Regions from separate parts of the Homo sapiens genome. Here region 2 is linked to region 1. A link is a loop called in an ENCODE intact Hi-C map of the cell type or tissue named here. Cell type or tissue: IMR-90. All regions are shown on one strand. Region 1 has its middle 28 kb from the start of ELN. Region 2 has its middle 34 kb from the start of TMEM270.

Region 1 (2,500 bases):
TGGCTGCCAGGGAAGGGGGCAGGGACCTGAGAAGTGTCAGGCCCCACTTTCTCGTGGTCCCAGGCTTGGGGCAGGGCAGGGCTTCCTTTTCCAAGCAAGAAACCCAGACATGTGGCTTGCCAGAGGCCGTTTTGTTTTTTGGATTTGAGAACTTATTTATATGAAAAGTCTTACCAAGGTATAAACATTCTGGGCCTTTGCACATGCTTTGGCCTCAGCTGGAATGTTCCTTCCAAGCAAGCCCCCTCTCCCACTGCGTGTCCGCCTGGTGAACTCTGGCCCCTCTCAGGGTGCAACTCCCTTCAGAAAGCTTTCTCAAACCAGCGTCCTCCCCTGCAGCCCCAGGGCGGCCGCTCTCTCCTCCGGGGACCCACAGTCCCTCCAGCCCCCTGGTTCTCATGTGACAGTCACCTCCATTTTTTCATCAGTCTTTCCTCCATGCCCCACTTGGCGGTGAGGCCTCCTCTGCCTTGGTTTCCCCTTTTTCCAGGTGCCCGGGACACAGTGGAACTCAGCACGTGTCAGGCAGATGGGTGACACGTGGATGCTCAGTTACACCTGCGGGGCTCGGGGCTGGGGCCAAGGCTATCTTCCCAGCATCGGGTCATCTGGGTTTGAGTCTGGGTGGTCTCCAGCCCCCTCCTCACCTCCCCTCCGCTACTACAGGCAGCATCCCCAGTCTCTCTGCTGCCAGAGACCTTGGTGCCCGAGTCTGCGAGGAGCTTGCTCTCTGGAGAGTCAAGACCCCAGAACCAAGATGGCAGAGGCGAGATGAGATGAAGCAGGCTCCCACCTCAGGGGGCTTGGTGACAGGGCCCAGGATGATATGTGTTGTGTTCATGTCAACTGCCCTGGGTTGGCCAGAGAGGTGGGGTCACCACGGAGATCCTGCCCCCGCCCCCGCCCCCCCCCACCCGCCGCCCCGTGAGGCTGAGCTGCTGAGCTTTGGTCTGAGAGAAGGAGCAACTTCCAGACCCTCCAGGGACCCGAGGGACGCCCCCGTGACAGCGTCGCAGGCCCTATCTCCAAGGGAGACTCTGTTCCCAGACCAGAGGCCTGCCCGGGCCATGCTGGGAGACCTTGTTTAAGCCCCAGTTTGGGAACTTGAGGGAGAGAAGGGATTTCTTTTTTTTTTTTTTCTTTTTTAATGCACGTACTTTGGTTTTTCCTTGCAACCAACTCCTAAAGCCACGACTCCACTCCCCACTTGGCAGGGATGCCCGCCTCGTGCTGTTGACCTTGGCAGTGGGTCTGCGGGGACTGGAGCTCTCACACCATAAATTCCTGTCTTCTAGGAATTCAGCCTGGGAAAGAAAAGAAACACGGAGGAGAATATTTGATTAACATTTTTCCAACGTGACCACATCACAGGGGCGTGTGGCCGGAATTCTCACCCTGGACTGGGTAGGGCGGGACTCGGCTCGTGGCCCGGCTGCTGGGGAGGGTGGGCCTGGGTTTTGGGGGGCCCTCCTGGCCTAAAGGAAGAGTGGGGTCTGGGCTGGCATTTCCCCTTGGGATCGGGGCTGAGGAGGTTCCTGGACAGAAGCTGGGCCAGGTCGGCCACCCGAAGGGTGAGCAGCTCAGGGAGCTTATCTTCAACCTCAGGACCACCAGGGATTGGACCCTGAGCTCAGGATGGACCTCAGGGGTGGGGGGCTCTGGCCTTGCCTTCACCATCTGCTCCTGACTCTGGGCAGAGCCCTCTCTGATCCCAGATTGAGTCTTTTTTTTTTTTTTTTGAGATGAAGTCTTGCTCTGTCACCCAGGCTGGAGTGCAGTGGTGCCATCTCAGCTCACTGCAACCTCCACCTCCCAGGTTCAAGCAATTCTCCTGCCTCAGCCTCCCGAGCAGCTGGGATTACAGGTGCCAGCCACCTTGCCTGGCTAATTTTTGTATTTTTAGTAGAGACAGGCTTCACCATGTTGGCCAGACTGGTCTCAAACTCCTGGCCTCAAGTGATCCACCCGCCTCAGCTTCCCAAAGTGCTGGGATTACAGGCGCGAGCCACCACACCTGGCCTACGTCTTAACTCCAACTCCAGACTGAGACCTGGCTCCAGGTCTACCGTGTCCTCTGAGCCCGGCTCATGATGACTTGTGGCCCAGACCCCAGCTGGTTTTGGGCTTCCCTCTGTTTGAGCTCTTGCACAGCAATCCTCCATACCCCCTTCACTGTCTGAGAACTTTTTTTTTTTTGAGACAGAGCCTCGCTCTGTCACCCAGGCTGGAGTGCAATGGTGCGAACTTGGCTTACTGCAAACTCTGCCTCCCGGGTTCAAGAGACGATTCTCCCACCTCAGCCTCCTGAGTAGCAGGGGTAATTTACAAGCGTGCGCCACCACGCCCAGCTAATTTTTTTTGCATTTTTAGTAGAGATGGGGTTTCACCATGTTGGCCAGGCTGGTCTCGAGTTCCTGACCTTAAGTGATCTGCCCTCCTCAGCCTCCCAAAGTGCTGGGATTATAGGTGTGAGCCACCGCGCCCAGCGCTGTCTGAGAAT
Region 2 (2,500 bases), 100 kb after region 1:
AAGAAGCATAATACTTGTACACCGAAAGCTACAAAATATCATTAAAAAATTAAAGATCTAAATAAATGGAAAGACATCCCATGTTTGTGGATTAGAGGCTTGTTATTGTTAAGATGACAATTCTACCCAAAGCTGATGACAATACTACCAAAAACAGATTCAATGCAATGCCTATCAAAATCCCAGTGGTGTATTTGCAAAAATGGAAAAAATCCATTCTAAAAATCAGATGGAATTTCAAGGAACATCAAATAGCCAAAACAATCTTGAAAAAGAACATTTGGAGGACCTACACTTCCTAATTTCAAAACTTACTACAAAGCTACAGTAATTAAGACAATGTGTTACTGGCATAAACATAGACATATAGATCAATAGAATCGAATTGAGAAATAAACCATTACAATTGTGGTAAATTGATTTTTGACAGCAGTGTCAAGACCATTTAGTGGGGAAAGAATAGTCTGTTTAACAGATGGTGGTGAGACAACTGGATATCCACATGCAAAAGAATGAAGTTTGACCCCTACCTCACACCATATATAAAAATTAACTCAAAATGGAGTGAAGATCTAAATGTAAGAGCTAAAACAAGAAAACTCTTAAAAGGCAACATCGTGGTAAATCTTCGTGACCTTAGACCTGGCAATGGTGTCTTCGATATGATGCCAAAAGTACAAGCAACCAAAGAAAAAATAGACAAATTGGATTTCATCAAAATTGAAAACTTTTGTGCTTCAAAGGACACTATGAAGAAAATGAAAAAGACAACCCACAGAATGAGAGAAAATATTTGCAAATCTTATCTTAAATGACTTGAGACTATGTTAAATGAAAAGCTCTTCTTGGAAACTTCTTCATAGTGGGGGTGGAGGGGGAAAGAGCCTACCCCAATGTACAGCATGCAGGCATCCTGCCCTGCCCTTTGTGGAATGAGTTTACCCAAAGAGGATCTGCTCATATAGGAAATTGGGGAAGTTAAAGTGGGGGAGGGTGGGAGGAAGGAGAGACACTTGCCCCCAGGGCAGCCACAGTTCTCTGGGAACTTGCTCACAAATTCCCTGAATTCCCCCAAATTAATTTTAGAATGAGTCCTCGAAACCCAAGGAGGCCAAGGGACGGCCCGGCGCCAGTTTGGGCAGCTCTCAGAAAGGGGACAGCATGAGGGAGAGGCCGTCTGGCCTGGCCTCGTTTCCCAGCCAGGCCCCATCCATGGGAAGGTCACGAGAGGCACGAGCCGGGGCCAACCCCCGTGCAGGGCGCGGGCGCAGGCAACAGGCCAGGAGGTCCTGGGGCCTGAGGTCTCCATTCCCACTGACATCAGTGCAAGGTGTCAGGGGGCCTGAATCATCGGGGCTGGGGCCAGCCCCCCTCCCTGGGGGTTGTGGGGAGAGCATAGCAGAGGCATGAGGCAGCCCCAGCCAGGCGGGCGGCCCTAGGCTGGGCTGGCCCGGTGACTGCTTTATAGAATTAGTGAGTGGGACTCACCACAGGGGGGAGGTGGAAATGTCATCGTCCTGGATTCCAACAGGCTGTACTCCCCCTCTTTCTGATTCACAAAATTAATTTCAATGGCTAGAGAGGAGTCTGGCAGCAGGGCCAAGGGGTCATAAACACGGGGAATATTAATAGCTTCAGCCAGGCTGCCTGAGGGGCTGGGGGGCCCTCCAGAGGGACTGATTTATTTAGTCTCCTCATTAATGATGTGGAAAGACAAGAGTTTGCCCGAGCCTGAGGCGGATACTGACCTACATCAGGGCAGGAATTGCCCATGCTAAGGACACACCACGGCGGACCATCCTCGGCTCTATCTCCCCCAGGCACTATTCCTCTTGGTTTTATCGTGGTGCCCTGGCTCTATATCCCAGCCAGGTGGGCCCAGGTGAGGCACCATTATTGAGCCATCTCAAAGCAGCAGACGGTGGGAGCTAGGCACACCAGGCGCATACCGTGGCCAGGTAAGGATCGATCTCCTTCCAGAGCTGAGATCTCAAGAATAATGCATATTCATGCATATGAACACACATGCTCAGACCTTTCCATGTTTCTGACGACAAGACCAGCCCTGCTTCCCCTCTCTCCAGCCGGTGGCTGGACATACAGGACCAAGTCAAGGTGTAGAGTACCCAGCCATCCCAGACTGGCACATGATAGAGTGAGCCAGGTGCAGCAGGAATATACATTCCAGGTAAGGATGGGCTCCTTCCTGAACAAGGACCCTAGCCTCCTTAGCCCTCCACCCCAACCTCACCCTGCCATTAATCAACCTTATATGTCACTCCCAAATCTAGGGATATTTAACACTGGGAGTTCAGGGAAATTCTACACACATGTGCATGCAGAATATATACAACACCTGTTCCCCAACACACTTGGCAGAGCCCCATTCTAGGGCATAGCTTGGCCTGCTAAGGGGAACAGAAACCAGGGCAGCTGGCACGCTCTGGCCCTTCCCAAGTCCCCGGGTCCTGAGAACATCATTCCAAACTACCCTTGGGGC

Evidence for each region. A loop is a pair of places that touch in the nucleus more often than their neighbours do. Peaks named below come from ENCODE experiments on the same cell type or tissue, not always from the same donor. Only the 100,000 strongest peaks of a DNase experiment are listed, where the experiment ranks them.
Region 2: a loop joins it to region 1, with 2.2 times the contacts of the local background. A loop is called at or near these places in 11 of 110 quality-filtered maps.

Annotation. Positions count from the first base shown.
Region 1 is chr7:73,998,706-74,001,205 of GRCh38, reverse strand. No RefSeq gene overlaps it. Among named protein-coding and RNA genes, the nearest start is that of ELN, 28 kb to the left of the region's middle. RefSeq lists an enhancer at 454-954. In IMR-90, no CTCF peak of the experiment used is centred here; a DNase peak (open chromatin) is centred at 1,245; H3K27ac peaks cover 1,275 bases.
Region 2 is chr7:73,893,970-73,896,469 of GRCh38, reverse strand. No RefSeq gene overlaps it. Among named protein-coding and RNA genes, the nearest start is that of TMEM270, 34 kb to the right of the region's middle. In IMR-90, a CTCF peak has its summit at 1,501 (motif pointing right); a DNase peak (open chromatin) is centred at 1,389; H3K27ac peaks cover 903 bases.